Regions from separate parts of the Homo sapiens genome. Here region 2 is linked to region 1. A link is an interaction called in ENCODE POLR2A ChIA-PET data of the cell type or tissue named here. Cell type or tissue: PC-9. All regions are shown on one strand. Links, peaks and the distances in the headings refer to the core of each region. The heading gives the core; the rest is flanking DNA. Region 1 holds the start of LOC124904107 (U6 spliceosomal RNA). Region 2 overlaps CDK12 (cyclin dependent kinase 12).

The links. ChIA-PET counts read pairs that join two places held together with the same protein. Peaks named below come from ENCODE experiments on the same cell type or tissue, not always from the same donor. Only the 100,000 strongest peaks of a DNase experiment are listed, where the experiment ranks them.
Region 2: POLR2A ChIA-PET joins it to region 1 with 12 read pairs; 7 of 35 experiments call an interaction of 5 or more read pairs at or near these places.

Annotation. Positions count from the first base shown.
Region 1 is chr17:39,478,897-39,491,443 of GRCh38, forward strand. It overlaps CDK12 (cyclin dependent kinase 12), which reads left to right. Exons shown (of 14, transcript NM_016507.4): 3 at 11,661-11,837. LOC124904107 (U6 spliceosomal RNA) reads right to left here and starts at 3,692; the gene lies at 3,590-3,692. In PC-9, for the core only: no CTCF peak of the experiment used is centred there; DNase peaks (open chromatin) are centred at 6,915 and 7,655; H3K27ac peaks cover 4,002 bases.
Region 2 is chr17:39,533,036-39,545,468 of GRCh38, forward strand. It overlaps CDK12 (cyclin dependent kinase 12), which reads left to right. Exons shown (of 14, transcript NM_016507.4): 14 at 1-1,509. Among named protein-coding and RNA genes, the nearest start is that of NEUROD2, 69 kb to the right of the region's middle. In PC-9, for the core only: no CTCF peak of the experiment used is centred there; DNase peaks (open chromatin) are centred at 1,056 and 6,116; H3K4me3 peaks cover 865 bases; H3K27ac peaks cover 1,344 bases.

The DNA of each region.
Region 1 (12,547 bases), core at 2,306-10,305:
TCTATTTTGTATGTGTGTGTGTGCTGCTATATCCATGTACCAGCTGCTCCATATCCATGTACCAGCTGCTCCTATCTTTGACATGAAAAGTAATTTTTACATAGGAAAGCTTTTTAGAAAGAAATCTAATGGCCGGGTGCGGTGGCTCACACCTGTAATCCCAGCACTTTGGAAGGCTGAGGCGGGCAGATCACGAGGTCAGGAGATCGAGACCATCCTGGCTAACACGATGAAACCCCGTCTCTACTAAAAATACAAAAAATTAGCCGGGCATGGTGGCGGGCCCCTGTAGTCCCAGCAGCTCGGGAGGCTGAGGCAGGAGAATGGCATGAGCCCGGGAGGCGGAGCTTGCAGTGAGCCGCGATCATGCCACTGCACTCGAGCCTGGGCGACAAGAGCGAGACTCCGTCTGAAAAAAAAAAAAAAAAAAAAATCTAAAAGTTTTGTAAGGAGCTCACTTATATTCTCTGTTTTATCTTCTCACTCGAGACTGCAGCAGCATAATGTTGAGAATGTGACTTACACATCATTTTTAGTATGTTGTGGGTGGAATACAGAATGCAATTAGTAATGTTGGTTATTTTAATTGATGGGTAAATAAAACTTCTAATGGAGCCAGGATCAGGGCTTGTGTGAAATGACAGTGGACTTGTAAAAGAAGTCAGTGTGCACATAAAGAACATAAAGCTTACATTAGAGGATTTGTCTGTTTTTTTTTGTTTTGTTTTGTTTTTTGTTTTTTTCCCCCGAGACAGAGTCTTGCTCTGTTGCCCAGGCTAGGATGCAGTGGCATGATCTCGGCTCACTGTAATCTCCGCCTCTCGGGTTCAAGCAATTCTCCTGCCTCAGCCTCCCAAGTAGCTGAGACTATAGGTGCTCACCACCATGCCTGGCTAATTTTTGTATTTTTAGTAGAGACAGGGTCTCCTCATGTTGGCCAGGTTGGTCTGAAATTCCTGACCTCAGGTGCTCCACCCACCTTGGCCTCCCAAAGTCCTGGGATTACAGGCGTGAGTCACTGCACTGGCTTTTTTTTTTTTTTTTAAGACAGAGTTTTGCTCTTGTTGCCCAGGCTGGAGTGCAATGGCGTGATCTCGGCTGACTGCAACCTCCACTTCCTGGGTTCAAGCGATTTTCCTGCCTCAGCTGCCTGAGTAGCTGGGATTATAGGCCCCCGCCATCACGCCTAGCTAATTTTTATATTTTTAGTAGAGACGGGGTTTTACCATCTTTCCCAGGCTGATTGCAATCTCCTGACTTCATGTGATCCACTCATCTGGGCCTCCCAAAGTGCTGGGATATAGGCGCGAGCCACCGTGTCCAGCCTAGAGGATTTAGTGTCATTTTGGGAAAAGAATGAAACTTTACTTTTTTTTTTTTTTTCCGAGACAGAGTCTTACTTTGTCGTCCAGGCTGGAGTGCAGTGGCGTGATCTTGGCTCACTGTAACCTCCATCTCCATCTCTGAATCCCAAGTGATTCTCCTGCGTCACCCTCCCAAGTAGCTAGGATTACAGGCATGTACCACCATGCCCAGCTAGTTTTTTTTTTGTTTTGTTTTGTTTTTTTGAGAGTTTTGCTAGTTGCCCAGGCTGGAGTGCAATGGTGCGATCTCAGCTCACTGCAACCTCTGCCTCCTGGGTTCTAGCGATCCACCTTCCTCAGTCTCCCAAGTAGTTGGGATTCCAACTAATTTTTTGTATGTGTAGTAGAGAGAGGGTTTCACCACGTTGGCCAGGCTGATCTCGAACCTCTGACCTCAAGTGATCCACCTGCCTTGGCCTCCCAAAGTGCTGGGATTACAGGTGTGAGCCAGCACGCCCAGCCGAAACTTTTCTTTTCTTTCAAACATGTATTTTGAATAGGAGTGTACTAGCTCAGGTATCAAATGCAAGAGTGAATTCAGCTAATGGTATTTCAAAAGCCTTTCTCATTTGTGGTCTATAATTCTTGATTTCAAGAAGCAAGGCAGCCCACGTCCAACATAGTACAATCTACATGACCATAGCTATTAATGGATATATTTCTGCCTTAAGTAGATCATCTGTATACTTTTCTTAGAAATTTCAGTTAACCAGCCGGGAGTGGTGGATCACGCCTGTAATCCCAGCACTTTGGGAGGCCGAGGCCGGCGGATCACCTGAGGTCGGGAGTTGGAGACCAGCCTGGCCAACATGGAGAAACCCCGTCTCTACTAAAAGTACAAAATAAGCAGGGTTTGGTGGCCCATGCCTGTAATCCCAGCTGCTTGGGAGGCTGAGGCAGGAGAATCCCTTGAACTCGGGGGGCGGAGGTTGCGGTGAGCCGAGATCACGCCATTGCACTCCAGCCTGGGCAACAAGAGCGAAACTCCGTCTCAAAAAAAAAAAGAAAAAAAAAAAAGAAATTTCAGTTAACCATATAGAATTTTTAAAGTCTTCTTTTCTTCTTTCTCTTTTTTTTTTTTTTTTGTGGCAGAATCTCACTGTCACCCAGGCTGGGGTACACTGGCGTGATCTTGCCTCACTGCAATCTCCACCTCCTGGCCTCAGCCTCCTGAGTAGCTGGGACTACAATCACAAGCCATGCCCGGCTGTTTTTTTTTTTACATTTTTGGTAGAGACCAAGTTTTGCCATGTTGCACAGGCTGGTCTCGAACTCCTGAGCTCAAGCAGTCTGCCCACCTTGGTCTTCCAAAGTGCTGGAATTACACGTGTGAGCCACTGCGCCCAGCACTTATGTGCTTGCTCGCTCGCGCGCTCTCTCTCTCTCTCTCTCTCTCTCTCTCTCTCTCTCTCTCTCTCTCTCTCTCTCTCTCTCTCTCTCTCTCTCTCTCTTTCTCTTTTCTTTTTTCTTTTTTTTTTTTGACAAAGTCTCATCCTGTTGCCCAGGCTGGACTGCGATGGCACTATCTCGGCACACTGCAACCTCCGCCTCCCGGGTTGAAGTGATTCTCCTGCCTCACCCTCCCAAGTAGCTGGGATTACAGGCAAGCGCCACCATGCCTGGCTAATTTTTTGTATCCTTAGTAGAGATGGGGTTTCACCAGGTTGGCCAGGCTGGTCTCAAACTCCTGACCTTGTGATCTGCCCGCCTCGGCCTCCCAAAGTGCTGGGATTACAGGCATGAGCCTGGCTTGCCTTTTTTTTTTTTTTTTAACAGAGTTTCGCTTTTTTTAGCCCAGGCTGGAGTGCAGTGTTGTGATCTCCACTCACTGCAACCTCCACCTCCTGGGTTCAACCAATTCTCCTGCCTCAGCCTCCTGAGTAGCTGGATTACAGGCGTGTGCCACCACACCCTGCTAATTTTGTGTTTTTAATAGAGATGGGGTTTCACCATTTTGGCCAAGGTGGTCTTGAACTCCTGACCTCAGGTGATCCACCCGCCTCGGCCTCTCAGAGTGCTAGGATTACAGGCCTGAGCTACCGCACCTGGCCTTGCTCTGTTTTTCTAATAGCCTTGTTCATTTGGAGCGTACTGAACTTCAGGGGAGTCTACATTATTTTTAAAGGCTGTATCTCTATAAGTTCAGTAAACTCCAAATGAACCAGGATTTTCCTAGTAGAATGGGATGCTTGGTTTCCATTTTTTATGTACTTAACTAAACTTTTTTTTTTAGGGAACACTTCACGAATTTGTGTCATCTTTGTGCAGGGGCCATGATAATCTTTTCTGTATTGTTACGGTTTTAGTGTATGTGCTGCCAAAGTGAACAATCAACTACATTTTTTTTTTTTTTTTTTTTTGAGGCAGAGTGTCTCTCTGTCACCCAGGCTGGAGTGCTGTGGTATGAACTCAGCTCACTGCAACCTACGCCTCCCAGGTTCAAACAATTCTTGTGCCTTAGCCTCCCAAGCAGCTGGGATTACAGGCATGTGCCACCATGCTTGGCTGATCTTTGTATTTTTAGTAGAGAGGGGTTATGCCATATTGGCTAGGCTGTTATCTAACTCCTGGCCTCAAACAATCCACCTGCCTCAGCCTTTCAAAGTGCTGGGATTACAGGTGAGAGCCACTATGCCTGCCTCAACTAAATTTTTTTTTTTTTTTTTTTTTGAAACGGAGTCTCACTCTGTCCTCTAGGCTGGAGTACAGTGGCATGATCTCGGCTCACTGCAACCTTCGCCTCCTGGATTTAAGTGATTCTGCTGCCTCAGTCTCCTGAATAGCTGGGGTTACAGGCTTGTGCCACCACGCCTGGCTAATTTTTGTATTTTTCGTAGAGACGGGGTTTCACCATGTTGGTCAGGCTGGTCTCGAACTCCTGTCCTCAAGTGATCCACCCGCCTTGGCCTCCCAAAGTGCTGGCATTACAGGCGTGAGCCACCTCGCCCTGGCTCAACTAAATTTTTGATAAAAGTTTGTAAATAGTGGTGAAATCACTGTTTCTTTTCTTTTTTTTTTTTAAGAGACAAGTTTTCCCTTTGTCGCCCATGCTGGAGTTCAGTGGCCTGTGCACAGCTCACAGTATCCTCTACCTGCTAGGCTGGAGCGATCTTTCCACCTCAGCCTCTCAAGTAGCTTGGACTACAGGCACGTGCCATCATGCCTGGCTAATTTTTGTACTTTTTTGTAGAGATGGAGTTTGACTGTGTTGTCCAGGGTAGTAGAACTCCTAGACACAAGGAATACACCTTCCTTGGCCTTCTAAAGTGCTAGGATTACAGGCATGAGCCACCGTGCCTGGTCTGAAATCATGTTTTAAACAACCAACTTCAAGGGGAAGGAGATAAAGGATTATATTTAAAGTAGTTTACGCTGTTAAAATGGGCAAATTATCTCATTGAAAAATTTAGTGTTTTTTAAACAGTTACAATTTATTTATTTATTTATTTATTTATTTATTTATTTATTTATTTTTTGAGGCGGATTCTTACTCTCATGATCCGCCTACCTTGGCCTCCCAAAGTGCTGAGAGTACAGGCGTGAGCCACCACCCCTGGCGTAAATATTTATAAATTTTATATTTTTTCTTTTTTTTTTGTTTGAGACAGGATCTTGCTCTGTTGCCCAGGCTGGAGTGCAGTGGCATGATCTTGGCTCACTGCAACTGCTGCCTCCAGGTTCAAGTGATTCTCATGCCTCAACTTCCCAAGTGGCTGGGATTACAGGCATGAGCTACCACACTTGGCTAAGTTTTTGTATTTTTAGAAGAGACAGGGTTTCACCATGTTGGCCATGCTGGTCTCAAACTCCTGGCCTTAAGTGATATGCCTACCTCGGCATTCCAAAGAGCTGGGACTACAGGCCGTAGTCACCATTCCTGGTCTATATTCTTTTTTTATTAACAGTATTTTTATTAGAAGTGTTTCCATTACACCCACAGATTCAGTTCAGATTCCAAAATACTATTCATATTCTAAAAGTTTGGCAGTCCTAGAGCTTGGTAGGTTTTTAAATTACACATGTATTATGAAACCTAATTACCACATGTGAATTTGTGTATAGGTATAAATGGGGAACTAGGAAATACTGATATAGTTAGGGTACATCAGCGCTTCCTGGTAGTGACTTTTCAAGTAATGACTGTGATGTATAGTATCTGCTCCCCTATGATAGACTCACTTTGCATGTACCACATGTCCGCAACCCTTTATAATACTGAGTGTCCTATGCTAAAGGTGATAATGTTAAGCATTGTAGTTTTGAGGCTGTCATTAAATTTTCAAGGTTTTTAGTACATTGGAATTTACTGAAACAGGATTTGACCTCTATTCAAATTGTATATCCTGAACTGGTAGGACATAACCTATCAAATACTCATTCTGTCTTGAAATAAACATGCTAAAAATGTAATATTTTAGAAGCAGTATACATTTTTCATACATGTTCAATATCCCTAATCCAAAAATCTAGAAATCCTCCAAAATCAGGAACATTTTTAGCGCTGACATGATACTCAAAGGAAATGCTCATTGGAGCATTTCAGTATTCAGATTTTTGCATTGAATATGCTCATCCAGTATAATGCAAATAATCCAAAATCTAAAAATTTTAAAAATTTGAAACACTCAGGCCGGGTGCGGTGGCTCACGCCTGTAATCCCAGAACTTTGGGAGGCCGAGGCGGGCGGATCACGAGGTCAGGAGATCGAGACCATCCTGGCTAACATGGTGAAACCCCGTCTCTACTAAAAATACAAAAAATTAGCCAGGCGTGATGGTGGGTGCCTGTGGTCCCAGCTACTCGGGAGGCTGAGGCAGGAGAATGGCGTGAACCCAGGAGGCGGAGCTTGCAGTGAGCTGAGATCGCGCCACTGCAGTCCAGCCTGGGCGACAGGGCGAGACTCTGTCTCAAAAAAAAAAAAAAAAAAAGTTCAGACACTCTGGTTTGAGGCATTGTGGATAAGAGAGTACCTAATCTGTATTAGTACTTTATTTGAGCTCATAAAGTAAACATTGGAGAAAACAAAAATATGAAACACAGATTGGCTGGGCATGGTGGCTGATGCCTGTGATCCCAGCACTTTAGGAGGCCAAGCTGGAGGATTGCTTCAGGTGGGAGTTTGAGACCAGAGCTTAGGCATCCCCCCCCTTTTTTTTTTTTTTTTTTTTTTGGGAAACAGAGTCTCACTCTGTCGCCAGGCTGGAGTGCAGTGGCTCAATCTCAGCTCACTAATCTCCACCTCCCGGGTTCAGGTGATTCCCCTGCCTCAGCCTCCTGAGTAGCTGGGACTAACAGGCGGGTGCCACCACGCCTGGCTAATTTTTTTTGTATTTTGGTAGAGACAGGGTTTCACAATGTTTGCCAGGATGGTCTTGATCTCCTGACCTCATGATCCCCGGCCTCGGCCCCCTAAAGTGCTGGGATTATAGGCATGAGCCACTGTGCCTGGCCCCTGTCTCTTAAAAAAAAAAAAAGCAGCTGTGGTGGTATGCACCTGTAGTCTCAGCTGCTTGGAATGTTGTAGTGGGTAGATCACTTGAGCCTCGAGGCTGCAGTCAGCTATGATTGCACCACTACAGTCCAGCTTGGGTGACACAGCAAGATCCTGTCTCCAAACAGACAAAAAACCATAGACTGAATTTATTTGAAATGATGATGACACAATTAAAATACCTTAATTTTTCTTTTTTCTTTTTCTTTTTTTTTTTTTGAGACAGAGTCTTGCTCTGTCGCCCAGGCTGGAGTGCAGTGGGGTGATCTTGGCTCACTGCAACCTCTGCCTCCTGGGTTGAAGCGATTCTCCTTCCTCAGGTTCCCAAGTAGCTGGGATTTTGGGAGTGCACCACCATGCCCAGCTAATTTTTGTACTTTTAGTAGAGATGCGGTTTCACCATGTTGGCTAGGCTGGTCTTGAACTCCTGACTTCAGGTGATCCGCCCGCTTGGCCTCCCAAAGTGCTGGGATTACAGACATGAGCCACTGCACCCTGCCTCTTTTTTTTTTTTTTTTTTTTTTCTGTGAAACAGAATCTTGCTCTGTCACTTAGACTGGAGTGCAGTGGCACAATCATGGCTCACTGCAACCTTGGCCTCCTTCCCTGGCTCAAGTGATCCTCTCGCTTCAGCCTCGATAGTAGCTGGGACCAGAAGTGCATGCCACCACTCCCAGCTAACTTTGTTTATTTTTTTTAGAGATAAGGTCTCACTATGTTGCTCAGGCTGGTCTTGAACTCCTGGGCTCAAGCAATCTTCCTGCCTTGGCTCCCAAAGTAGTGGGATTACAGGCATGAGTCACCATGCTCAGCCTGATTTTTCTTGTTCTTCTAGTGAAGCCAAACCAAGAAGAAATCTGTTTTGAATAATGAGGAATTGAGATTTGTAAAGAATATTCCGACAGTGGTTGAGAAATTACAAGTTTTTTTTCGCTGAACATCTTAAAAATTAGAATAATTTAAAAAATCTATGTTGGTGGGGTGCGGTGGCTCATGTCTGTAATCCCAGCACTTTGGGAGGCTGAGGTGGGCAGATCATGAGGTCAGGAGTTCGAGTCCAGCCTGGCCAATATGGTGAAACCCCATCTCTACTAAAAATACAAAAAACTAGCCGGGCGTAGTGGCACACGCCTGTAGTCCCAGCTACTTGGGAGGCTGAGGTAGCAGAATCACTTGAACCCAGGAGGCAGAGGTTGCAGTGAGCCAAGATTGCACCACTGTACTCCAACCTGGGCAATAGAGGGAGACTCCGTCTCAAAAAAAAAGAATCTATATTACATTGTGACTCAAAGAGTTTTCTGATAATAAGTTTTGTTTCTAGGATGGAAAAATCTGAGTGCAGATTATAATAATGTTGCATGTTCATCTCTCCCAGTATTTCAACAGAAAGTTTCAGATGATCATTATCTACTCCACTGACTATCCCAGTTCTGGTTGATGTGGTACAAACTAACCTATATTGTATTGTTCTGTCTGATTTACAAGGGATTAAAACGATAAAAATTGGCAGGAGTCAATAGCTGTTGAGATTTATGTTCTTATATTTTGAGTAAATGACATTCTTTTATGGAAAATTCACACACAAGGGTTAACAGTATTCTTTAAAAAGATACATTGCAAGAGATAGATCTTTGTGGTCTAGGAAATATTCATGCAAAGCACCAATATTTTCCTTTATAACTACCTGTCATAAAAATAGAGAAGATTGCCTGTGGTTAAGGTTCTCAGATCTTTTTCAACCATCTGATACTGTGAAGGAATAGAGAAGACCTATCTGGCCTGATTTTATTTGTAGACATGAGTTAGTCTGTTGTACTATAGATGTCTTATTTTTTCTGAGGATGTGCATGACACAATTTTTTTTTTTTTTTTTTTTTTTTTTTGAGATAAAGTCTTGCCCTGTCACCCAGGCTGGAGTGCAGTGGCACGATCTCGGCTTACTGCAACCTTGACCTCCCCAGTTCAAGCAATTCTCATGCCTCACAAGTAGCTGGAACTACAGGCACATGCCACCATGCCCAGCTAATTTTTGTATCTTTATTTAATAGAGATGAGGTTTCACCATGTTGGCCAGGTTGGTCTTGAACTCCTGGGCTCAACTGATCCGCCTGCCTTGGCCTCCCAAAGTGTTGGTATTACGGGCATGAGCCACCACACCTGGCTCTTGGCACAAAATTTCTCTACCACTTATTAATAAATTGAGATAGGCAAAAAATTGTATCTGGGCCATACGTGGTAGGAGGCGAGGCAAGAGCATCACTTGGGGAGGTCCAGGATTTTGTGACTAGCCTGGGCAATATGGCAAGACCTTGTCTCTACAAAAAATTTCAAGAATTAGCTGGGTGTGTTGGTGTGTGCCGTGGTCCCAGCTTCTTAGGAGGCTAAGGTGAAAGTGTTGCTTGAGCCCGGGAAATTGAGGCTGCAGTGAGCCATGATTGTGTCATTGCATTCCAGCCTGGGCAACAAAGTGAGTCCCTGTCTCAAAAAAAAAAAAAGATTGAAAACTGACTTTTCTGATCTATTCCTGGAAACCTATCTTTCTACAAAACCCCACTGACTACTATAATTTACTGATTACTGGGAGAGGCTTCTGCCACCAGGTGCCTTAATAATTCTGAAATAGTTGCTTGGACCCTTTTTCTTTAGATTTTTAGTTTGATGATTGTCTATTTTGGCTGGTCAGGTTTGCCTTCTGCTTTGAAGTGAACGGAATGATTCAGTATATTTTTTATTAGTTTTGACTTACAACTTAGCTATATTTCTATTTTTTTGTAAATATCTTCGGCAATTTATATTTTTTACAGGGAAAGCATTCTAAAATACTATTTCTTTTTTCCAAGATTTTTGCACCTCTTTAGCGATAGAGTAGTATTAAATTGTTGAGCTCTTCTTGTTTGTTAAATCTTTGCTAAAATGTAGAGTAAATTCGATGAACTCCACGAGTTGCAGTGATACTTTGTGAATTTAAGAAAATTACTTCCTGCATTTTATTTCTATTTTTAAATTTTTTATTTTTCGAGACAGAGCTGCCCTTTGTTGCCCAGGGTGGAGTGCAATGGCATGGTGATGGCTCACTGTAGCTTTGACTTCCTGGGCTCAAATGATGCTCCCACCCCAGGACTGCCGGTTGCCATCTGCCCCCAAGTAGCTGGAAACACACACTTATACCACCATGTCCAGCTAATTATTTTTGAGACAGAGTCTTGTCACCCAGGCTGGAGTGCAGTCGTGCGATCTCAGCTCACTGCAACCTCCTCCTCCTAGGCTCAAGCAATTCTCCTGCCTCAGCCTCTCGAGTAGCTGGAATTACACCACCACACCCAGTTAATTTTTTTTTTTTTTTTTTCGAGATGGAGTCTCACTCTGTCTCTCCGGCTGGAGTGCAGTGGCGCGATCTCAGCTCACTGCAACCTCCACCCCTGGGGTTCAAGCAGTTCTCCTGCCTCAGCCTCCTGAGTAGCTGGGAGTACAGGTGCACCCAGCTAAATTTTGTATTTTAATAGAGATGGGGTTTCACTGTATTGCCCAGGCTGGTCTCGAACTCCTGAGTTCAGGCAGTCTGCCCACCTTGGCCTCCCAAAGTGCTAAGATTACAGGCGTGAGCCACCGTGCCTGGCCAGTTTCTATATTTTTAGTAGAGACAGGGTTTCACCAGGCTGGCCAGGCTGATCTTCAACTCTTGACCTCAAGTGATCTGCCCACCTCAGCCTCCCAAAGTGCTGGGATTACAGGCATGAGTACTGTGCCTGTTCTAATTTTTTTTTTTTTTTTGAGACGGAGTTTCATACTGTTGCCTGGGCTGGAGTGCAGTGGCACGATCTTGGCTCACTGGAACGATTCAAGCAATTCTCCTGCCTCAGCCTCCTGAGTAGCTGGGATTACAGGCAGCTGCTACCATGCCCGGCTAATTTTTTGTAGTTTTAGTAGAGATGGGGTTTCCCTATGTTGGCCAGGCTGGTCTCGAACTTTTGATCTCGTGATCTGCCCGCCTCAGCCTCCCAAAGTGCTGGGATTACAGGCTTGAGCCACCGTGCCTGGCCTAATTTTTTTTTTTTTTTTTTAATTTTTTGTAGTGATGGAGTCTCACTGTGTTTTCCAGGGTGGTCTCAAACTCCTGGCCTCAAGCAATCCTCTTGCCTCAGCCTCCCAAAGTGCTGGGATCACAGGGGTGAGCCACCATGCCCAGGTGAATTTTATTTCATCTCAATAAAACTCCAAATAAAATCTTAGGAACGATATATTAAGAGTTTGATAAAGGGAACTGCAAGTAATATCACAAATATTTCATTGTTTTTAAAATATACTATAGATTTCTATTTATAAAATTTATCTCAGCCAGGCATGGTGGCTCACGCCTGTAATCCCAGCATTTTGGGAGGCCGAGGCACGTGGATCATTTGAGACCAGGAGTTCAAGACCAGCCTGGCAAACATGGTGAAACCCCATCTCTACTAAAAATACAAAAATTAGTCTGGCATGGTGGCACACGCCTGTAATCCCAGCTACTTGGGAAGCTGAGGTAGGAGAATCACTTGAACCCAGGAGGCAGAGGTTGTAGTGAGCCAAGATCACGCCACTGCATTCTAGCCTGGGCGACAGAGTGATACTCTGTCTCAAAAAAAAAAGAAAAAAATTAAGTATCTTTAGTTGTGATTAATTATTTTTTTTTATGTTATAGTACAGGTTTTTTTCCTTAAAAATTAGATCTTTCTAACCTTTTCGTAACCAGGCATTATGATCTTTGAAAATTTTTATTTGCGTATCTTTAATTGTAATTTTGTCATCTCTTCTCATTTATTGTTTAGTCCAAAAGAAACTCTTCCTTCAAAACCTGTGAAGAAAGAGAAGGAACAGAGGACACGTCACTTACTCACAGACCTTCCTCTCCCTCCAGAGCTCCCTGGTGGAGATCTGTCTCCCCCAGACTCTCCAGAACCAAAGGCAATCACACCACCTCAGCAACCATATAAAAAGAGACCAAAGTGAGTTTTTGGAGGAATCTGTCTTTCATGATAGTTTTCTCCCTTCCTTTTGAACTAAATCTCTCATGTTTCTTCTATAACCCACACCAGTAAGATCGTAGAAGTTTGGTCCCAAAGTATTTTTTAATTTTATTTTAATGGACAAAAGCCTTTCTTGGAGACTCAGGTCATTCATCTATGCCCTCAGATACCCAGCTATGTTTTTAGAACAACAGAAAATTCCCAAATCCAGATATACTATGAATGTTTATCTCATTATGTCTTTTTTATTCATAATATTTAGAGTACTAAGGAAGAATAAAAGCTTTTTAAATTCAGGATGTGTCAATCGTGTACACATTAACCAAAAATTAATAGATATGGGATTTTTCTTCCTGAAAGCATATAAATTGTCATGCCATAAATTGAGTATAAATATGGGTCTAATCTTCTGATTGTTAGCATTTCTCTCTTAATAATAAAAATAGGTATCATTTATTGAGCACGTATTATTGTCGTAGTTTTATATATACACATTTTTGAGACAGAGTTGCGTTCTTTGTTGCCCAGGCTGGGGTGCAGTGATGCTATCTCTGCTTACCGCAACCTCGGCTTCCTGGTTCAAGCAACTCTCCTGCCTCAGCCTCCCGAGTAGCTGGGATTACAGGCACGTGCCACCACGCCAGGCTAATTTTTGTATTTTTAGTAGAGATGGGGTTTCACCATGTTGG
Region 2 (12,433 bases), core at 1-8,000, 52 kb after region 1:
AAAAATAAAATCTACTTATAAGAGAAAGGTGCATTACTTAAAAAAAAAAAACTTTAAAGAAATGAAAGAAGAACCCTCTTCAGATACTTACTTGAAGACTGTTTTCCCCTGTTAATGAGATATAGCTAGATATCGGTGTGTGTATTTCTTTATTATTCTCTGGTTTTTGATCTGGCCTTGCCTCCAGGGCCAAACACTGATTTAGAAAGAGAGCCTTCTAGCTATTTTGGCATTGATGGCTTTTTATACCAGTGTGTCCAGTTAGATTTACTAGGCTTACTGACATGCTATTGGTAAATCGCATTAAAGTTCATCTGAACCTTCTGTCTGTTGACTTCTTAGTCCTCAGACATGGGCCTTTGTGTTTTAGAATATTTGAATTTGAGTTATTGGGCCCCACTCCCTGTTTTTTATTAAAGAACGTGAGCCTGGGATACTTTCAGAAGTATCTGTTCAATGAAAAAAAGTTGGTTTCCCATCAAATATGAATAAAATTCTCTATATATTTCATTGTATTTTGGTTATCAGCAGTCATCAATAATGTTTTTCCCTCCCCTCTCCCACCTCTTATTTTTAATTATGCCAAATATCCTAAATAATATACTTAAGCCTCCATTCCCTCATCCCTACTAGGGAAGGGGGTGAGTGTATGTGTGAGTGTATGTGTATGTATGATCCCATCTCACCCCCACCCCCATTTTGGGAGTCTTTTAAAATGAAAACAAAGTTTGGTAGTTTTGACTATTTCTAAAAGCAGAGGAGAAAAAAAAACTTATTTAAATATCCTGGAATCTGTATGGAGGAAGAAAAGGTATTTGTTAATTTTTCAGTTACGTTATCTATAAACATGATGGAAGTAAAGGTTTGGCAGAATTTCACCTTGACTATTTGAAAATTACAGACCCAATTAATTCCATTCAAAAGTGGTTTTCGTTTTGTTTTAATTATTGTACAATGAGAGATATTGTCTATTAAATACATTATTTTGAACAGATGAGAAATCTGATTCTGTTCATGAGTGGGAGGCAAAACTGGTTTGACCGTGATCATTTTTGTGGTTTTGAAAACAAATATACTTGACCCAGTTTCCTTAGTTTTTTCTTCAACTGTCCATAGGAACGATAAGTATTTGAAAGCAACATCAAATCTATACGTTTAAAGCAGGGCAGTTAGCACAAATTTGCAAGTAGAACTTCTATTAGCTTATGCCATAGACATCACCCAACCACTTGTATGTGTGTGTGTATATATAATATGCATATATAGTTACCGTGCTAAAATGGTTACCAGCAGGTTTTGAGAGAGAATGCTGCATCAGAAAAGTGTCAGTTGCCACCTCATTCTCCCTGATTTAGGTTCCTGACACTGATTCCTTTCTCTCTCGTTTTTGACCCCCATTGGGTGTATCTTGTCTATGTACAGATATTTTGTAATATATTAAATTTTTTTCTTTCAGTTTATAAAAATGGAAAGTGGAGATTGGAAAATTAAATATTTCCTGTTACTATACCACTTTTGCTCCATTGCATTTACTTCTTAATCTGTACCCCCTGAGCATATCTAATCATGTATAAAGGACGTTTTTCCTCCACTTTATCTTAGGGGTTCTCTGTCTCAGAATCATTATAGACTCATTAACTCCCCCTCCCAGCAAAAGGTTATCAGGATTTGAAGAGGTGCTTGAAAACGCTAGACTAGGAACTAGAGAATAAATGAGTTGGGAAAAACCATGAAATGTGATTTTTTTAAAGTAGAAAAGTTATACAAATAATGGTACCAAACCATCAAAAGAGTTGAGCTTCATGTACCCTGACTCCTCCTGACAGGAGAGGTAAGTGGGTTTGAGCTCAACTGTCATCAAGGGAAGTTGGTAAGAGGCTGTTTAGACCCAAAGGATAGTCTTAAACCAGACTTCACCACCCACCCTACCTCAGTTCCCATGTTATTACATGCAGAGTCAGCATGGGGATTAGTGTACCTACCTTTGCTGAGATTTCCCGATGCGTTGCCAATCCAGAAAGTGAATCAAAAAGTTGTTTAAAAGTTAAAATCTCTATTGTTTCCAAAATCTTTCCCATCTCCACCTGAAGACAGAATTGCTTCCCCTTCTCTTTCATGGCTTAGAACACAGGATAAATTTGCCCCTGTGGTATGTGCTGCAATCCTGCTAGTTATGACAAATGGGCAGAGGGCAGATAAAGTCCACTAGGAGAAAGAAAGAAGGGCGATAGGTATCTGAAGTTGTAAATGGGGTGAGCAAGTCATACAGGAAGGTTAAGGGATACACCAGAGCAAGGGAAATTAGAAGGAAGTTGAGTTCAAAAACTGGTGATGATGAGAGTTGCTAACCTGTTTTTGAATCCTCAAAAGTTTAAGTGGTGTTCCCTTTCCTGTGGGCTAAGTCACATCTTATAAGGAGAATGGAGAGCTCAAGATTGTTCCAATTTCTGGAATTATGTGTTCCTGGTTGCAAGTTCATGATTGGGGTATAAACTTCAACCTACTAGAAAATACTGTTTTCACTTCATAGCAGTGAAAATTGAAGCAGTGTCTTTTCAATTCTGGGCCTAAAGGCTGAGGACCTTACTAACCTAGATTTTTCTGTCATACCCAAGGCCATTTCTAACCAGAAACCATGCTGTTCAGTACCTCAATTTCTTAGGCACTGTTCTTTCCTAGATAGGCATCCTTAACTGTATGGTTAATGCCTCAAAGAAGTAAACAGTTAATGCTCTTGGTGCTGATCTTGGGATTTCCATTGTTATTAAAGATTGCCTCATAGCTTGACTGTTTTTTAACTATGGAGTGACTTTTCATATCCTAATCATCCATAAGGGCTAAGTGGAATGGGAATGGGGAATTCCTCAAGGGAGGAAGCACTCAACCATTCCAAGGGAGAGGTGGAACTGCTGAGTCTTCTGGTTGTCCTGAGAGGCAAGGTGAGCATTCCTGGACACTTTGGTTAATTTTACTGTCCAGGTGTGACAGTTCTTATCTGTAGGAACACCTCCAGTGTTCCTAATTAGGAATTCTCTCAAGTAGGAGATTACTCCAAGCCAGAGTTGAAAGACTGGGGGAGTACGACACCTGAAGGAATTACTGGTGGTACTCCTTACTGTACGCAACTGTCTCTCCATCTCCTATCCACCCACTTCTTTTCCCTATTTCTCTTTCTCCCCACTCACCATTCAACTGGAATAATTTAGGCCTACCATCGGTATTGATTGCTTAACCCTACCAGGTATTTAGAGTTACTGCTATTTCATTGTTTTGAAAGGTAATGAGAGTCAATTCAGAAGACAAATGTCTATCTGGATCCTCAACCTACTGTAGTGGAAAGTGAAGGAGAAAGTAAACTAACCATACTTTCTTATTGCTAGGAGCTATGAAAGGAGCTTTTCATTTGTGTTATGTAGGGTACAAAAGATTATTTTGTACCCTGGCCAGGAAAGGCAGGGAGTCATCTTTCTGTCTTCCTGCTTCCCCTCTTTCAACCTTCACCTTTTTATCCTCTTCTTCCATATCCTGAGATTGTTGCTTTTGCTGATGACATTTCTAAGCTCAGTTGCAGATGGTGTCTGTGGGAAGTAAAGCTTGGTGAGAAGAGGGCTCTCTGGTATCTAAGAGAAAGCAGATAAGAGTTGCTTTAATGTCCTGGTGATTAATCACTGGGGTGCCAAAACACTTTGACCACTGGATTTCTCTCATATCTCTTATCTCAAAAAATTAGTACTCCAAGGCTGAGAGAAAGAGACTGATACTGAGTTTGTCTTTCATACCCTCTAAGTGGGTAGTTTGTTAGTGGACCATTCTCAATTTGCAACCTTCAGCTACAGCATACTTCTGTGGAATAAGAAGGTATAGCCATGAAATAAATTTACTTAGACCCAGGTTCTCTAGGACCTGTAAATGGATGGACTTTTTGATATCTTGCTCTGGCATGTTTGTAAACTACAGATAGTATTGACAGCTCTAAAGGAATGAAGGGCATTTTATCCAGGCCAAACCAACCCTGAGGGAGGCAGCATGAAGAAACCTTTAAGAAGTCCACCATATAGCAGTCAGAGCTAAGTAAAGAACAAAGTCTGAGTCTTGGAGGATGTCTTTTCTCTACCTAAGGGGCCTATCTGATGGACTCTCTAGGAGGGGATCCTTCTCCCTCCTCAGTCTCAGAACTACAATAGTGCCTAATGAGGGACACCCTTGGTGAGGATCAGCTTGTAGATGACCCTCCTCACCAAGGCTAATGCAATTTTGAATGCATTTGGACCTGGAGAAAACAGGCTGAATTCAAAGACCTAAAGAAAGCTTAGTAGCCTGGTCCCTTTTTTAAAGTCTGGAACTTTTTAGTTTGGCCTTATACTAGTGTTAATATTTATAATTTCTGTTAGGGGACCAAAAGTCTCAGAAAATGAAGCAATATAAGAGGTGGAAATAAGGGTAAGAAGGGAGAACTAGAAGAGTCTGGTAGCTGGGCTGCAGAAAGAGACTTGGGGTATAATTCCTTATTTTTATTTATTTATTTATTTATTTATTTATTTATTTATTTATTTTTGAGATGGACTTGCTCTTCTTGGAGTGCAGTGGTGTGATCTCGGCTCACTGCAGCCTCCACCTCCCAGGTTCCAGCAATTCTCCTGTCTCAGCCTCCCAAGTAGCTGGGATTACAGGTGCGTGCCACCATGCCCAGCTAATTTTTTGTATTTTTAGTAGTGACAGGGTTTCACCATGCTGGCCAGGCTGGTCTTGAACTCCTGACCTTGTGATCCACCCGCCTCGGCCTCCCAAAGTGCTCGGCCTCCCAAAGTGAGCCACCGCGCCCAGCTTGGATATAATTGCTTATAAAGAAGAGAGGGATACAGGATGGAAGGAAAAATTATGGTTGAGTTAGTGAAATTTATAGGATAATTTTCTTAGAGATTCACAGTTCATTTCAGGAAGACCCCATTAAAGCACCAATACTGAGTAAAGAATTCCCCTTAATTACAGTAGTCTTACCTTTAGGGTTGGAGGATGGGCCAAGAACCCCTAGGATACTATGAAGACATTTTCTGTAGGGAAACTAGAAAAGATGGGCAAATATGTTAAGCAATATGTAAGGACATTTACTTAACACTGTTATCTACATAGTTCAAGAGAGTAATTCAAGAATAAGGAGGAATGACATGGATGCATCACATTAAACAGTTATTTGTATTGTTTGAATTTCAAAACTCCTGCAAGTGGTTTTAGGTATGCTAAGTCAACCTAGAGACTAGTAGTATTCCTCTGCCACTCATTTTAGATCCAAATGATGGCAGTGCATAGAAGAACAAACGAGAATATGCGAATTAGAGTCACAGAATGTTAGAGCTACAAAAGAAGATTAGTTTGTTTGGTTCAGTACCATCTTTAACCAGTAAAAAATGCCCAGAAAGGCCGAGGAACATGTATGGTGTTGCGAGAAAGAAGGGAGAGAAAGGGAACTAACATTGTTGGGTACCTGCTATGTGTCAGGCGCTGCCTAAGTGCTTTGTTTTTATCTTGATTGATTAGCACCTTGAGGCTAAGGGATAGAATGAATAAATGGCAAACCCCGGCTACCTGGGAGCGGTGGCTCACGCCTGTAATCCCAGCACTTTGGGAGGCCAAGGTGGGTGGATCACGAGGTCAGGAGATCGAGACCATTCTGGCTTACACGGTGAAACCCCATCTCTACTAAAAATACAAAAAATTAGCCAGGCGTGGTGGCACAAGCCTGTAGTCCCAGCTTCCCGGGAGGCTGAGGCAGGAGAATTTGCTTGAACCCAGGAGGTGGAGGTTGCAGTGAGTGAAGATTGCGCCACTTCACTCCAGCCTAGGCGACAGAATGAGACTCCATCTCAAATAAATACATACATACATACATACATACATACATACATACATACATACATACATAAGGCTAGTATCCTGAGCAATATGTAGGAGATAAAAGGGAGTGGTAGACCACGTTTTTCTCTCTAACCACACAGGGCTAAACTAGAGGAAGTAAAGAGTCAGCATTTGAGAGTGAGGTTAATCTAAGGAAGTATTTGCCAAACTGTTGAAAGCGACTCATAAATAACTTCTCCATTCCTAGAGACCTTCCAAAACATGTTGATAAGAGTTAGGACTGATAGGGACCAAGATTACTCTTGGCTCTGGAATTGATTTTCATTTTGGAAAATCAAGTCATGACCTGAGAATGTGGGATTAATTGTACAAATAGGAAACAAAATGGAGCTTCTCATCCTAAAATGTCTTCAAAGAGAATAGTATTTATCTACCATGAATGAAGGAGATAAATTCCTTTGGTGACTGTACTTGTTTTTTTGTTTTGTTTTGTAACACTTTGAAGTCATGAAACTGAATTTGTAATCTTGGGGAGATTCAGTGCCAAGTTCAAGGCAGGTGGCAATTTGAAAATTGACAGAATAAGATTGTGTTCCTCATGGTTGTTTGATATAATATCCCAATAGTTATACCATGAGGGCTGCTTCAGTGGGGAGCATTAATATCATTAGCAGAGGCATGTCCTGTGTACAGACAGGACAACCTCTGAGGAAGAAGACTGGGGGAGGGTCCCACCTTCAGGAAGCTTCTGGGTCTTGTGAGAGAGGTCAGTCTTACAGCTGGTGGAGAGTGGGGAATCTGTAAGTCAACATATCAATGCAGGTTGTAATATAAAACTATTATAATAAGAGGAAACCAAAGGAAAGAAATAATCGGAGAAAGTGGACTTATTCAGAAACAATTATTTGAAAATAAAGAAGATAGGGGACATAGAACAGAAGAGGAAGGTGAGCAGTGGGAGGAATCTCATGGAAGAGGGCTCATGTATGTTTTGTGCAGAGGCTGTGAATTGGCTGACCAGAATGGTACAGGAAAGGAGTATTAGGAAATGAAGTTGGAGGAGCAATCTCATTGGCTTGAATGAGGAATTTGAGTTGTTAAGCAGTAGCAGGGAACAGAGCATGATGAGATGAAAATCACATTGAGGACTTTTGTAGCAGTACTTGGTCAAGGAAGCAGGAAAGTTCACTAAAATATTATTGTTCTTGCCAAGACATGAAGCACTGAGAGTTTACAGTAGAGTAAGACAAGGAGAATCAGAGGAAAGAAAGTGGGTCCATAGGAATTAGCAAGGCTTGGTCACAGCTTGGATGTGAGGAGAGGGATAAAAGCCTCAGGATGATGATCCCAAGACACATTTGTGCTGTTGGTGGTGATGAAAGCTTGATAAGAGGGAACTGCTTTGTTTTTAAGTAGGAAGTGTTTTGTCTTATTAACCAATTGATAGGATGTGTCAATGTTCAGTATTGCAGAGTCTAGGAGGGGGCACTGCCCCTGGAGGATAGTGGAGCATGCACCATGTGTCCAGATGATAACCTGCATGCACCCTGCCCTTTTCAGGTTGAAGAACCAGGCAAGAGGGAGTCTGTTGCTAGGGTGTGCCCATAGACTTCAAGAATGCTATCCTACTCTGGATCTGGGAAAGAAAATAGTATTTTTGCCAGTTTCTTCCCCTTTAATGCTTTGAAAATGGGATATGACTAGCCTGTGGCAGCATGTGCCTGTGGATGCACAATTCTCTAGCTTGATTCTTGGAAGGCCTTTTTCTGTCCCTCCCTAGGGATCATTTGTATCTCTGATTCCTGCTCCCAGAGCCATAAAGTGGGAGCCCCCATTTATTAATTGGGCTGGGACTGGGGCGGGGGTCGGCGGGGGACTCTTTAGTGCGGCAGGCGGGGGTCTTCCCGAATGAGCCCATTAGCCAGCCCCAACGGCAGCTGAAACGGGGCCTCAGCCAAGTCCTCTCTGTTTCAAAAACCCTCCATTCCCTGCAGCAGATCAGAACAAGGCCTGCGGGAGCCCTTAGCTTCTGATTGCAGCTGAGAGGAAGGACAAAACAATTTATAGGAAGCCAAGTAGCTCCTGTCTCACTGTGTCTTCCTTTCCAACTTTGGGGAAGGGGAAGACTGGGATATGGTGTCGCCTCCCACCATGGCTTGTTACAGGCTTAAAGTAGGGGAGAATGAGAGTATATGGACATTGATTGAACACTTATGTCAATGCTGTGGATGTGTTTACACATGTCCCTGCTTTCTTCTTCCCATCTACACACAGTTGAGTTGGATTAGCAGCTACTACTTATGGGGGGCTCCCTAGGTGTGTGCTAAGTCTGGGGGGTGGGGAGGTATGCTTATCATACTCCTTCCTGCCCCATACCTGCTCTCAGTCTCCCATTTGCTTTATCAAAATTCAGGGTTAGAGTTAGACTGCCTCAACTTCTTTTCCTCTTAATGGGAGGAGTTTGAGTTTGGCTCTTTTTTTTTTTTTTTTTTTTTTTGAGACAGAGTCTCGCTCTGTCACCCAGGCTGGAGTGCAGTGGCGCGATCTCGGCTCACTGCAAGCTCCGCCTCCTGGGTTCATGCCATTCTGCCTCAGCCTCCCAAGTAGCTGGGACTACAGGCACCCGCCACCATGCCTGGCTAATTTTTTTGTATTTTTAGTAGAGACAGGGTTTCACCATGTTAGCCAGGATGATCTCGATCTCCAGACCTCGTGATCAGCCTCCCAAAGTGCTGGGATTACAGGCGTGAGCCACCGCATCCGGCCCCGAGTTTGGCTCTTAAAGGAAGGCCTCCTTCTGAAACATACTTGTCCCTTTGGTTAAGCCAGCAAGGGAAAGGTAGGCATCTATAGGGGAGTTTCTCTGCAGTGGCCCAGAGAGAAGCTGTAAAGGGCAGGAATGAATGTATCACTTCCTGATGGAATGACACGTCTTCTCCCTTAGGGAATCATAGATTGCCAGGGCTAGGAAAGAGGTCAGGTAATCTAACCTCTCCCTTTACAGAGCAGGAAACTGAGGCTTAAGGAAGGAAAGTGCCTTGCCCACGCAGTCGCACAGCGAGTTAATGGCAGCCAGCCAGAACTAGATCCAAGAGGCCAGAATCTTGACTTCTGCGAGTAGAGTGCCCCCAACTTTAAGATGACCCTTTCCTGAGAGCCCTGAGCTTCTTCAGGAAAGGAAGGATGGACTGTGAGATTTGAGGAGGGAGAGAGAGATTGAGGGGGAAAGGTAGATCTAGAAAGACTGGGAAATTATATATACATATATATATGTGTGTGTGTGTGTATCTTAAAGAATAATCTTTTTTTTTTTTTGAGACGGAGTTTCGCTCTTGTCACTCAGGCTGGAGTGCAATGGCGCGATCTCGGCTCACTGCAACCTCCACCTTCTGGGTTCAAGCGATTCTCCTGCCTCAGCCTCCCGAGTAACTAATGGCTAATTTTTTTGTATTATGTAGCCTGGCTAATTTTTTTGTATTTTTAGTAGAGACGGGGTTTCACCATGTTGGCCAGTCTGATCTCAAACTCCTGACCTCAGGTGATCTGCCTGCCTCGGCCTCCCAAAGTGCTGGGATTACAGGCGTGAGCCACCGCGCCCAGCCTCTTATTTTCTTTTTCTTTTTCTTTTCTTTTTTTTTGAAACGGCGTTTCATTCTTGTTGCCCAGGCTGGAGTGCAATGGTACGATCTTGGCTCACCACAACCTCTGGCCTCCCGGGTTTGAGCAACTCTCCTGCCTCAGCCTCCCAAGTAGCTGGGATTACAGGCATGTGCCACCATGCCCGGCTAATTTTGTATTTTTAGTAGAGATGGGGTTTCACCATGTTGGTCAGGCTGGTCTTGAACTCCTGACCTCAGGTGATCCACCCACCTGAGCCTCCCAAAGTGCTGAGATTACAGGCGTGAGCCACTGCACCCAGTCTAAGAATAATCTTTCAATGACATGCAGATTATACAAGTGTAATTTTTATTTAAAGTCAAGAGGCTGGTTCATTGGGAAGCAGATGGCAGCCACAGCCAAAGATCCTGATGCCCTCAGAGTTAACCCAAACTTCAAAGAGCATTTTGCAACTATCTCTGGAGGTTGGATAGCAGGAAAAGATCCTTAGAGGCAATGTGAGGAATTCACCCTAAATCTCAACTGAAGCTCTTTTGCTATATTGAAAAGAAAAAGGGAATGGAGAAAGAAAACACATCGGCTAGAAAACTATGGTGGCGGAAGGGGGTCCCTGAATGATAGATGAGATGATAGAACTCAGCAAAAAGAGGTATGCTCTGAGATTACAGGAAAATGGTAAGGGGACCTTCTCCTCTCCTTTATTTTAGTTTTTAAAGTTTTGAGTTGTTTGATATTCTCCTTTGATGAGGCAGAAGGAAGGTGGTATGTGGTGATCCACAGTGGCCTAAATACCCTAAATAGTGTGTTCAGTTGGCTGACACGCATTGCTGGTTCTGTAAGTCATCTCAGTCTGGTGCCAAGATGCCTTTCCCTCTTTAGACCCCTCCTGGATGTATCTACAGTCCCTTCCAGTGTTTGCTTTCTCTGAGCATATGAGTCTGGGAGCCACTGATGAGCAGAGAGTGGAATACTGGAGCATGCCTAGGCTGGAAGCAGAATGGTGAAGGGAGGAGGGCATCATTGGGCAGATTAGAAAGAGTTAATGGGTCTAGGGGAGAGGTACTGGGGATCTGCAAAGTGAATATTGTCTGCTGCTGATGAAGAAATAGATCCCAGTACATATCCTTTACGTTTTGTTCATCAACTTTGATAGACAGCATAGAGGAAATGTGGAACTGGTCTCCATGTAAATTTGTCTCTAGGGAATGTATGATAGACCTACTTGTCCAGATTACATTAAGTTTGCTGTCCTGCAAACCTCCTTTCTCACAGTCAGGATCCTTTTTTGCCTTAGAGTCCTTCCTGAAGGAGCTGTTATGGATGAGAGAGCCACAAGTCCAACCTCATGATCTGATCTAAAACTGGGTGGCCTCCTCCCAGTCACCTTCTTTTATTAGCCTTATATTAACCATTAACCTTCATTGATCTTTATGATTCTGGGTTTCACAGCTTCTGTTTCTGTTGAATTCCCTAACTTTAAGAACCATGTTTTTGCTTTTATCAGCCTGGGAGCTAGGTCCCTGGAGACAAGAATTTTAGAACAGTTATGACTCTCTCTGGGAGTGTACTAAGGTTAGTCTGAATCCTTCTGGGGAATTCAGGTTTGAAGGAGTTAGAAGAGTGCTAACATCACCGTCACTGTTACCTACCAATGGATGCTTCCTGGGTGCAAGACCAAAGATGTTCTTTGGTGTCTAGTCCCTTGTCTCATGTCTAATGTAACCTGCCATTTTCCTTTACAGGTAGGAGCAACGGTGGGAATGCCCTCTGAGGAATGCAGTGATGTCCATCAGTCACCTCTCACCCAGAGCCTGGCAAATTCAGTCTCTTTCACAGAACCTAAAGCCAAGCCAGGTAGGGGCCTAAAGCCAATCAGAGGTCACTGGCCTGCTTTTGTGTGGGATGACCCTACTCCCATCCCACCCCACCCCACCCCTGGTCTTAGAGAAGTTTCTTTCTTTTTTTTTTCTTTTTTAATTTTTATTTTTTGAGACAGAGTCTCACTCTGCCGCCCAAGCTGGAGTGCAGTGGCGCAATCTCAGCTCACTTCAACCTGCGCCTCCGGGGTTCAAGTGATTCTCGTGCCTCAGCCTCTTGAGTAGCTGGGTAACAGGCGATCTTTTTTTTTTTTTTTTTTTTTTTTATGGAGTTTTGCTCTTGTTGCCCAGGCCGGAGTGCAGTGGCATGATCTCGGCTCACCGCAACCTCCGCCTCCCGGGGTTCAAGCGATTCTCCTGCCTTAGCCTCCTGAGTAGCTGCGGTTACAGGCATGCACCACCACACCCGGCTCATTTTGTATTTTTAGTAGAGATGGGGTTTCTCCATGTTGGTCAGGCTGGTCTCCAACTCCCGACCTCAGGTAATCCGCCCGCCTCAGCCTCCCAAAGTGCTGGGATTACAGGCGTGAGCCACCGCACCAGGCTAACAGGTGATCTCAGGGAAGTTTCTTATTCCGAAAGATCTCCAGAGGAGTTTCCTTAGCTTTTTATTTGACCCTATATTCTGATGTTCTGCCTTCTGATTAATAGATTCTCCCTTCCAGCTAGAGCAGGTAACCCCCTTTCTTGGCATTCCTGTTCTTTCCTCTTGTCCAGCTGTGCTAATGGATGTTCCTCTACAGTGGGTTGCTGATGTCAGTTAGTGGGTTACTCTCAGCCCTCTCCTCCAGGGCAGCTAGCCCTCTAGCCCACAACCCCATCTATATACACAGCCTTGCAGGGTCTCACTCCTGTTGCCCAGGCTGTAGTGCAATGGCATTATCATAGCTCACTGCAGCCTCAGGTGATTTCTCCTACCTCATCCTCCTGAGTAGCTGGGACTAGAGGCGTGTGCCACCATGCCTAGGTAATTTTTTGTATTTTTAATAGAGACAGGGTTCCACCATGTTGCCCAGGCTGGCCTTTAACTCCTGGACTCAAGCAGTCTGCCTGCCTCTGCTCCTAAAGTGCAGGGATTATAGACG